Linked DNA regions of Homo sapiens: region 2 is linked to region 1. Evidence: chromatin contacts called from ENCODE Hi-C or POLR2A ChIA-PET data. All regions are on one chromosome and are shown on one strand. The core of a region is the stretch at or near the end of the contact, and the rest is flanking DNA. Distances in the headings are between cores, read along the strand shown. Region 1 has its middle 52 kb from the start of SLIT3-AS2. Region 2 has its middle 34 kb from the start of PANK3.

Region 1 (5,243 bases), core at 429-2,928:
GGAGCAGTAGAATGATTTTTCTGTGCGTCTAAGAGTAGCAAACAAGTGGGTGAACAACCTCAGCTCTACCTCATTTCTTTCTTTTCTTTTTTTTTTTTTGAGATGGAGTTTTGCTCTTGTTGCCCAGGCTGGAGTGCAAGGGCGTGATCTTGGCTCACTGCAACCTCTGCCTCCCAGGTTCAAGTGATTCTCCTGCTTCAGCCTCCTGAGTAGCTAGAATACAGGTGCCCACCACCACGCCCAGCTCATTTTTGTATTTTTGATAGAGACAGGGTTTCACCATGTTGGCCAGGCTGGTCTCCAGCTCCTGACCTCAGGTGATCCACCCACCTCGGCCTCCCAAAGTGCTGGGATTACAGGTGTGAGGCACCGTGCCTGGCCTCCACCTCATTTCTTGTAGTGCCAGTATGGCATAGCAGCCTCCAGGTGTCCCCAGACTTCCAGGGGGAGCAGAGTCATGACATATAGACTCTGCAGACCTGGAAAAGATTTGCTGCAGAGTTAAAGCAAACGTAGTCTAGATGTCCAGGCCATCGTGGCAGCTGGCATGAATACATGAAGACAGCAAGGAGCAAACATCTTCACAGGATGTGAGGCACCTGGAACTCAAGGGGTATCCTGGAGAAGAGAAATGCCAGACACTGAACTGAATGAGATAATTAAGTTTTTGCTATGAAGCAGGATGGGGGCTCAAAGTAGGAATTAAGTTTAATTTAGAAAAGGCAATGTATATTTTTAGTATTTTTGAGTAAGAAGGCTGAGAAGCCTAAATTTAAAAAAAATAAATTTTTTCCCCCACTGTAATTCACGACACTTGAGTTCATTTTCTGCTCCTGAAATAGGGAGGGCACCTCCCTCTGAAAACATTGTCAGAGAAAAGAGTCCAGGATTGAGCAGATGCTTTGAAGAGGCAGAACATTCTTAGCTTTAGGGGGCCCACCAGCTGGCCCAGGGCACAATTCCTCAGCCACAGTGCCTAGGGAAACTGCTCTAGGCATTCGGCCTGAGGCATTGGGTTGGAAAGCAAGGGGTTAATTTAGTATTAGCTGTGTTCTGTTCCAGAACATCTCTGTAGCTCTTGCTCCTGAGCTCCAGGGCTTCCTTCCTCATCCTACTCCACCCCCTCTTTTTTCCTTCCCTCTTTCTGTTTTTTTTGAGGTGAAGTTCGCATACCATAAAATTAACCATTTTAAAGCATATCATTCAGTGTCAGTACCTTCCCAATGTCGTGCAACCATTACTTCTATCTAGCTCCGAAACATTTTTATCACCCTCAAAGGAGACTCTGTACCCATGAGGTAGTCACTCCCAGTTCCGTCTCCCCCAGCCCCTGGCAGCCACCGATATGCATTTACCTAAACGGTATATTTCCTGTAAATGGAGTCACAAGATGTGGCCTTGGTGCCTGGCTTCTCTCTTCATCCCTTTTGCATCCTTCAGTCCTATCTCTTCTCCCTGAAGCTTTGGAGCCCACCCAAGTAGTCCCTAGGTATTTCCAGACTCCATTTTCCAGGAATTAGGCCAGAGAAAGAAAGAAAATAAGGTCAGAGGGCTTGGCGGTGGGAATTAAATCGGCTTAGGGAAAAAGAAACCCAGCAGTTTCTGATCAGGCCCCAGCAGCTGAATTTGGTTAGGAGGCCAATTATCTGAGGCCCACGAGCTTTTAAGTACCATGGCTGGGCCTTCTGTGGCAGGCCACGTGGAAGCCGGGCTCGCCCTGGCTCTTGACTGGAAACAGATGCTGTATGCCCAGGAAGGAAAGCTGAGTTTCGAAAAAATGCAGCTCGACTGAGACTGTGGTGTGGCTGGATTTTCACAAAGCAGTATTTATAATCAGGCAGAAAATCGTGGAGAAACAGCTAAGGATCAAGTTGCCACTTAAATTCCTAACAGCTACACCTGGCCATGAGAACTGGTGAGGTTTCGGAGACACACATCATAAAGTGTGGGCCAGGTTGGGTGCTTCTCTGATTAATATCATGGCAGGGTTTTGGAACTGTAAGTAGGGGAAATTGTAGGGGGAGGAAACTGGAGGTGGGGGCTTCTCTCAAACTGTGTGTTTGGTTACAGAGATGGCTGGCAAGACACTGCTGGCTCTCTGATCTTTCTGGCTTCGATAATTTTTCTGTGGTGCTAACACCTACCCCCTTCAGTTCCCCAGGAGGGAGAAATATGGGTTGAAGTTATAGAACATATTTTGGGCAGGCTCCCTCTGGACTTTGTTCATGCAGGATGGTCTTATTATTTTGATCTATGAAGGTTTGTCCAGTGGTGCGTGGTCTCTGAAAATCACACCATGCACCTGCCTCTCCTCTAATATTGTTTATGCACATTAAATTGTATAAAACTGTATGACCTTGGTTGGGCAAGTCACTTAAATTTTCAAGGCCTCAGCTTCCTCAAATGAGGACATTAGGTTCTGTAGTGGGTTGCATAGTGTCTCTCCCAAAATTCCTGTCCACTTACAACCTTAGAATGTGAGCTTATTTGGAAATAAGGTCTTTGCAAATGTAATTAAGGTAAAGGAATATGAGATGAGATTGTGCTAGATTAGGCCGAATCCTAAATCCAGTGAAAGTATCCTTATGAGATAGAAAAGGACACACAGACACACAGGGAAGAAGGTCCTGTGAAGGCGAGGTAGGCAGAGATGACAGCAATGCATCCACAAGCTAAGAATGCCAAGCATGGCCGGCAGCCGTCGGAAGAGAAGGTAGGAGGGAGGAATGAACGGTTTCCCTCTCTCAGCCTCCAGAAGGAACCAACCCTGCTGGCACCTTGACTTTTGGATCTCTGGCCTCCTGAACTGTGAGATAATAGATTTCTGTTGTTTTATGCCAGTTTGTGGTACTTTGTTATGGTAGCCCTGAGAAAGGAATACAGATTAGATACTGTTTCTAGGATTAATCCATTCCTCTATGGCACTTAGAGTTTTTACAAAATATATTTACTACATAAATTTATCCCTTATAAAAAATTTATTTATTTATTTTTTGAGATGGAGTTTCGCTCTTGTTGCCTAGGCTGGCGTGCAGTGGTGTGATCTTGGCTCACTGCAACCTCCACCTCGTGGGTTCAAGCGATTCTCCTGCCTCAGCCTCCCAAGTAGCTGGGATTACAGGTATGCACCACCACACCCAGGTAATTTTGTATTTTTAGTAGATACAGGGTTTCACCATGTTGGCCAGGCTGGTTTCCAACTCTTGACCTCAGGTGATCCACCTGCCTCAGCCTCCCAGAGTGCTGGGATTACAGGCGTGAGCCACCACGCCCGGCCATAAAAATTTATTTCTTATAAAAAGTTCTTGCCAGCAACTTTTCTGGGGCATAGGTACATTTTATCAGGCCACCTTCCCTCCCTCCTCCTCCTTTTTATTTTTCAGATGCTCAGAGTGACATATCTAGTGACACAGCAAGTCAGTGGCAGCCCCAGGACTCCATTTCATTTGCTTTTTCTCAAGTGTAGGCGGAGGTAGAGGATATCGGTTACATTGCAGTGGCCCCTATCAGCTGAAAAGTCCTAATTGTCCACAAAGATGTATATGGACTATGCTCCTTATGGGCTAAGGCCTGCCTAGCCTATGTGACTCACACCACTGATCTGGGCTGCCCAGACCCACAACCTCCTCTATTCTTCAGATGCGTATCTGGCAGCCTCTCCTCCACCCATGGAAAATGTAGAATAGAGATCATTGTTCTCATAACCAAAGGTGGGGCAGCCTGGCAGAGTGGAAAAGCATGTGCTTTTAGACTCAGCTGACCCACCCAGCTCTGCAGTTTGCTAGCCGTGGAACTCCAGGCAATGACCCTTTTCTCTAAGATTCAGGTTCTTCATCTGTACTATGGGGGTAACAACCCCTGCCTTGCAGAATTTTTGTGAGGAATGGGGATAAACGTGCAAAAACTCTGGCATGTCCCAGTCACTCTGTAAAAGAGAGCTGTTCCCATTATTTTCCTCCATAGTTGCGTTGGCTTTACTCCAATGCTTACACAAGGTCTGGTTTCAGTCTTCCAATTAATTAGCTCGTCAGCTTTCCTTAATCCCATGAGTTCCAGTATCTTGCACAAGATATCCTGTATGTGGGAAAGAGTTCAACAGGCATTCATCAAGGGCTTGTTATGTGCAAATCATGGTGTTGTGGTGGAAAGGACATGGCATTGGGCTTAGTCCAACCTGGTTCAAATCACATCTCTGCCATCTCCTAGCCATGTGATTCAGGTCTTTCTCACTGCTTAAATGAGGACAACTGAACCTGCTGGCAGCTTTGCTTTGGTCTTACACAAAAGGATGTGTATAAATGTGTGATGAAGAGTATGTGCTCAATGAATGTCAGATTTTTCATCTCATTCTGTGAATTCACCTTCTCACCTGTAACTAGGCAATCTTCCACTTCTCTAATCGCTGCTCTTACATCCTATCATCCACCATCAAAAGGACATGGGAGATGAAATCATTTTTAAAACAAGGTCGCTGGAGAGGGGTCACTCTGAGATACACTTCAAAGGTGAATGAATCCCTCTTCAGCTAGTTATATTTTATTCTAGAACTCAAAGTAGAGTTTAGCAGCTATTCTCTTTTTCCTTCTCCCTCCCTCAGTTTAGGAGAACAGATATATTTTAGGCTGGATTTAAAAATTTATTTTAGTTTTTTGAGACAGGGTTTTGCTCTCTGGCCCAGGCTGGAGTGCAGTGGTGTGATCATGGCTCACTGCAGCCTTGAACTCCTGGGCTGACATGATCCTCCCAAGTAGCTGGGACTACAGGTGGGCATCACCATGCCCAGCTAATTTTTAATTGTCTTATAGAGACAGGGGCTCACCATGTTGCCCAGGCTGGTCTTGAACTCCTGGGTTCATGCAGTCCTCCCGCCTCGGCCTTTCAAGATGCTGGGATTTTAGGTATGAGCCACCATGGATGGCCTAAATTTTTAATTTCAAATGAAAATAGCATTTTGGGTCCAATGAAGAAAGTTTCAGGCCAGGTGCAGTGATTAACACTTGTAATCCCAGCATTTTGGGAGGCGGAGGCCGTGGATCACTTGAGCCCAGGAGTTTGAGACCAGCCTGAGCAATATGGCGAAACCCTGTCTCTACAAAAAATTAGCTGGGTGTGGTGGCACATGCCTGTAGTCCCAGCCACTCTGGAGGCTGAGGTGGGAGGATTGATTGAGCTAAGGAAGTGGAGGTTGCAGTGAGCTGAGATCATGCCATTGTATTCCAGCCTGGGCAACAGAGTGAGATACT
Region 2 (5,500 bases), core at 1,411-3,910, 41 kb before region 1:
TATATCACATGCACTTTCCTAGAGTCAAAAAGCCAAGGAAAGGCCCTGTGAGAGGGCTTCTTAGAGAAATATGGAATCTGTTACCACTTTTATAAAAAGGTGTTTACCTATCAGCTATAAATCTCCCCTAAAGGGAATAATTTTTGAAAATCTTTCATACTGTTCCTGAGAGGTTTTTCTTTTTCTTTCTTTTTTTTTTTTTTTTTGACAAAGTCTCGTTCTATTGCCCAGCAATTCTCCTGCCTCAGCCTCCTGAGTAGCTGGAATTACAGGTGCCCGCCACCATGCCTGGCTAATTTTTGTATTTTTAGTAGAGATGGGGTTTCACCATGTTGGCCAGGCTGGTCTTGAATTCCTGACCTCAAGTGATCCGCCTGCCTCAGCTTCCCAAAGTGCTGGGATTACAGGTCCTAAGAGTTTTTTTAATGAGTGAGAAAATATTTATTTTGTATGGTTAATAAACTAGACACCTACAGTGGCTTCTTAGTCATATTGAGATATTACTATCTCAGTGGTGAGAAGAAAAAAAATCACTTAGAAAAAGAAAAAGCTTAGGAGTGTCATCTCTGGTTATTAGGAAGGATTGTTTTTCTATTTTACGTTTTCTAAAAATTCTGTGGTTTTTGTTTCTGATGTCGGTAATCAGGAAGCAAAAAGTTAAAGACAATTGGGATAAAGGATCTTCTGCGTTGTGAGCAATTCGAGATCTACAGCTGTATGGAGAATAAAAACTTATAGAACCGAATGATGCAGACTCTGGGGCCCAAGAACCTTAGAAGCTTTTCTTGTCTGTTAAGATAGGCTAAAGCCATGAACAAGTGTGCCTTAGAAAAGAAATTTTCACTAGGACATTCACAGCATTCCTGATGACTGACATCGCTTCAAGTTCAGTGAATTATTCTAACAGGCATAGCATAAGTACAAAGTGACCCAGTTGTGAATATTCAGGGCTGGGACGCCACGAGAGGAAATTGACGTTGGGGACAATCTGTGGGAGCAACATATTCTCCTATAGATGAAATGCCAGGGAGAATGGTGGGCTGCTTCTCACCAGCTAGTTTTCTGTATGTCCCCAGAATGTCTAATGTTTTCTCACAGTAGAGCTCTTAAAGAAAAGCTCTGTTACCTTTTATTGAAAATTCTGGACTCAAATGCTATAATTAAAAGAAAAAAATTAATATGCCCTATACTGACCTTTGAAATACTTGGATATAGAAGGGAATAGGGCAAGATCTCAGCTGTCATAAAGTTCATATTCTAGGTATACATCATTTTTGTTAAGTCACTAGAGATTGCATTACACGAACTAGATAAATATTCCCTTTATTCAGTCAATAAGTGTGTTATGACACTTTTTTGCAGTGGTGTGATCATAGCTCACCACAGCCTTGAACTTCTGGGCTCAAGTGATCCTCTAGCCTCAGCCTCCTGAGTTGTTAGGATTACAGGTGTGAACGACCGCACTTGGCCCTCTTTTTTCTTTTGTAATTAGCTTTTCTTTCTCGTTAACGAGGTGCTTCGATTTTTGGCATTTGCTCAGTTTTCAAGGTACTTACTGCTTTTTGTTCCCAGTGTTTCCACAGATTTGTCAAATGCCTATCAAGAAGATTTATAAATGTTCGAAGACATCAGATTATCAATTCCATGCTTCCCCCTCTCTCCACACCCCCCAAGAGACCTCTCTTCTGCTTCCCTACATCTTCTTTCTCGAATCTAGCCAGCTGATACCTGCCACATGTGTGGGTTAGCCCTCTATTTTCTCTTCCACTGTGTTACTGCATTCCTTATACATTCTTCATGCTTCCATAAGAAAGATTGCTTGAGAGATCTTGCATAACTAAGTAGGTGGCTGGACTTCCCTCACACTTGATTGATAGCTGGGCTTTGCAGAGAGGTCGTGATTGAAAATAATTTTTCATAAGAATTTTCAAGCCTGTTGAAAAATCGGTTGCAATTATGGCTCCCTTTCCTTTATATGTGAGTTTTTTTTTTTTCGCTCTCTGGGTTCTTTTAGGATTGTTTCTTTATCCAGTAAAGAGATATTTCACAATGATGAACCTTTGGGATGAGTCTTAAATTTGTTTTGCTTGATGCTTGGTAGAATTTTTCAATTTGAATACTCATTCAATTCTGGGAATCTTAATTTACAGCAAAAGCTGTGTTAATTGACTTCTACTTAATTGCCTTGCTAGATTAGGCCACACCTTCCACATTTGTTGTAGTAATTATATAAATTAGTTAAATGTTATATCTATCAATTAATATGAGTATGAAAAGAGAGTTGTTACCATGAAAACAAAGCTGAAAACATTGGAAGAAATTGATGAAGCCAAGTTGCTTACGTAAAAAATGGAGAAAATAGAAATTCTAGAATAATTCAGCACTCAAGATTACTTCGAAGGTGGCTTTAAGTTCTTGCTCTTCTTTAAGTCATCAGAAATTGAAAATCTGAAACAACACCACTATAGAAAACACACTGGCAGATCCAGTTAGCAGACCTATACTAAAAAAAGAAAAAAAAAAAAGCCTTGGCCTTGAATGAAAAGATTGGTGAGTGAATACACATTAATGTGGTTTAAGGTAAAGAGAAAGTACTAAAATACTAAAAGTGCAGAAAGCTGGCAGATACCACCTTAAGCAAGTGATCAAAGTTGACATCATGAATACTGGGTGGAGCTGACATTATGTACTTCCTGATGTGGTGCACTGAGCACCACGCTAAATCATTTCACTGGTACTTCTGCCAAAAAGGCAAACCTTCAACCTAGTCACAAGGACACATGAGATAAACACAAGTTGAGTGACATTCTACAAAATATCTGGCCTGCACAATTAAAAAATATCAATGTCAAGAAGGGCAGTGAGCTGGGCGCAGCAGCTCACACCTGTAATCCCAGCACTTTGGGAGGCTGAGGTGGAAGGATTGTTTGAGGCCAGGAGTTTGAGACAAGCCTAGGCAACATAGTGAGATCCCTGTCTCTACCAAAAATGAAAAAACAATTAGCTGGGCATGGTGGCAAGTGCCTGTAGTTCCAGCTACTCAGGATGCTGAGGTGGGAGGATTTCTTGAGCCCAGGAGTTCGAGGCTGCAGTGAGCTATGATGGTGTCACTGCATTCCAGCCTGGTGGGAGAGGGAAACCTTATCTCAACAACAACATCAACGATGGGCTGATTAAAGGAGACCAAAGAGGCATAACAAATAGATGTAATATGTAATCCTGAACAGTTTTAAAGAACATTTTTAGGACAACTGATAAAATTTGAATATGGGCTGTAGATAACAAATAGTATCATATCAATGATAAATATCCTGATTTTGATAATTATACATGATTATGTATAATCCTTGTTCTTAGGAAATTCACCCTGATGTATTTAGGGGTAAAGGGGAATAATGTCTCCAATATATTTTCAAAGAGTTGAGATAAATGATATAAAAAAATAGAATTTTAAAGCAAAGCAAATGGGGCTAAATAGAAACAATAGGTGAATCTGGGTAAAAGGTATACAGAAGTTTTTTTATATTGCTCATGCAGTTTTGGGGTAAGATTGCAATGATGTAAAACCCAGAGTTGTAAAAATGCTTAAGGTAAATATTTATTATGCTAATCTACTCTGACTAACTACTTATATAATCTAATTTTCTCTTAACTGACCAGCCTTGGACCTTCCAGGGCAGAGTAGACTATGGTGCCACGAGTGAATGTTTGGGATCAAAGGTTGCATGTGGGAGAACAGAGCAATGAGATTGAAGAGAGAGGCAGGGACCAGATGGTGAAGATGTTGTACCCAATTTAAAGGACTTGACCTTTGGTGAGCTGCTGGAATGTTGTTAAGCATGGGAGTGATGTGAACCCATTTATATTTCAGAAAGATCACCCTGGCAGCTGGAGTGCAGAATGAATAGGGGAGGGAAGGGGAAGATGCAGGATCGAGGCTACTGGAGTCATTGAAAAGAGGAATAATTGGGTCTTGCATTAAATCTGTGGCAGTAGGGATGAAATGAAGTGGAGGGATGCATGACCCTTCTGAGATGGAACCATCAAATGGGTAACTGACTGAGGAGTGACCCGGAGGGAGTGGGAGCACTACACGCTGACTCCCAAGTTGTCTTCTTAGGTCACTGGGACATGGTGATACCATTAACCTAGTGATGAAGGATTTTTCTTGGTCACTCTGTGGGCCGGAAACTTCCGGTTGGCGATGCCCCTCATGAACCTTGCTGAAGTATGGGCCCACGGTAGGAGAGGCCCTGACTACTCTGGCGCAGATCTTGTGGCCACAATGACTGCATGCTCAGCCCATGGTGGGAGGAAGTGTGTGAGTGAGTGAGTGTGGGGTCTGGCTGGCTGCTCCAGGAGCAGGCTCCATGCGGGGCTGTGGCTGGACCAGGCAGGTTGCAAGCAACTCCCTTGGTGGACTCCAGTGTCCAGAAGAGGGGAACGTGGTGGTCCCAAACAGGGGTGCCTGTGACCCCGAGGCCCCAGAGGGGGTGTGATGATAGCTCTTTCAATCCCGCCATCCACAGCCTGATGGATGGCGGTGCATTAAGAGCTCTCTGTCAGTCTCATCACCATGCTCTGGCCAGCAGCCCAGAGGCTAGTTCAGCCCCAGCACTACTTCCCATTGCATGGGGTGGCTGATGGGCTATGGTGTTACTGCCTTCTTCATATGGGCATTCAGCAGGGTCCTGAGTTCTTGTCCTGCATCCAAGAAGAATGAGCTTATGCTGACAGCCATGGGTAAGCAAGGTGAAGAGTTTTATGGAGTGACAAAACAGCTCTCAGCAGAGAGGGGACACGAGGATGGTCTACCACCCAAAGTCGGGTGGTCTCTCTGTGTCCCAGTGTGGCTGAGTTTGGGGTTTTTATAGGCACACAATGGGGGAGGTGCAGGATGTAGGTAGCATTAGAAAAGGCAACATTTTATTGGTTCAAAGCCATTATTCAGAAAGAATCAATTGGGAAAGAGCAAGTAAATAGGAATGCAAGTTCTCACTCTGGTCCAGACTTCATCCGGAAGCAGCAGCTTGGTTTTCAGGCTTTAAACTGTCTTTGGTTTGAAGGTGGGGTTTTACTGGGGACCCATCCCTGTCTACCTAGGATTTGTCTGCCTCGGATTTGTCTGCCTCCTGTCACTATCACTAGTAGGGACTTCAGTAGGAGAAACAGAGTAGGGGTGGAGTGGGCAGGTAGGGCAAGGTGATGACTTCTGTTTAGATCATGAGGAACTGAAGGTTTACAGGACATTGGAGGAGTGAACATGAGGTTTTCTGCAGGCCATCCTCTCCTCAGTTCATGGCGCACCAAAAACGTGTATGTTAGAATTGATGAGTGTGGAACTTCTGCCAGATTGCTTTCGGGTTTAGTTCTACTCATTTTCGCTCCCATCAGTAATACAAAAGGATTTGTTGGCATTTCCCCTGTCCTTGCCAACACTGGTATTTTCTGACTTCCAAATTTTTGCTAATCTGATGGAGATATCTAATGTTAGTTTATA

Evidence for each region. A loop is a pair of places that touch in the nucleus more often than their neighbours do. ChIA-PET counts read pairs that join two places held with the same protein, here RNA polymerase II (POLR2A). Pooled maps may share reads with other maps.
Region 2: a loop to region 1 is called in a map of PC-3, with 2.6 times the contacts of the local background. The contact joins two enhancer-like sites. A Hi-C loop is called at or near these places in 3 of 168 maps with a recorded cell type or tissue (Caco-2, Calu3 and PC-3) and 1 of 50 pooled maps. POLR2A ChIA-PET finds 5 or more read pairs at or near these places in 6 of 52 experiments (GM12878, H1, MCF 10A and 3 more).

The regions. Positions count from the first base shown.
Region 1 is chr5:168,652,758-168,658,000 of GRCh38, forward strand. No RefSeq gene overlaps it. Among named protein-coding and RNA genes, the nearest start is that of SLIT3-AS2, 52 kb to the right of the region's middle. Within about 2 kb of position 1,679, at least 8 of the 41 ENCODE cell types and tissues checked have a DNase peak (open chromatin) inside an H3K27ac peak, as active enhancers do.
Region 2 is chr5:168,610,496-168,615,995 of GRCh38, forward strand. No RefSeq gene overlaps it. Among named protein-coding and RNA genes, the nearest start is that of PANK3, 34 kb to the left of the region's middle. Within about 2 kb of position 2,661, at least 5 of the 41 ENCODE cell types and tissues checked have a DNase peak (open chromatin) inside an H3K27ac peak, as active enhancers do.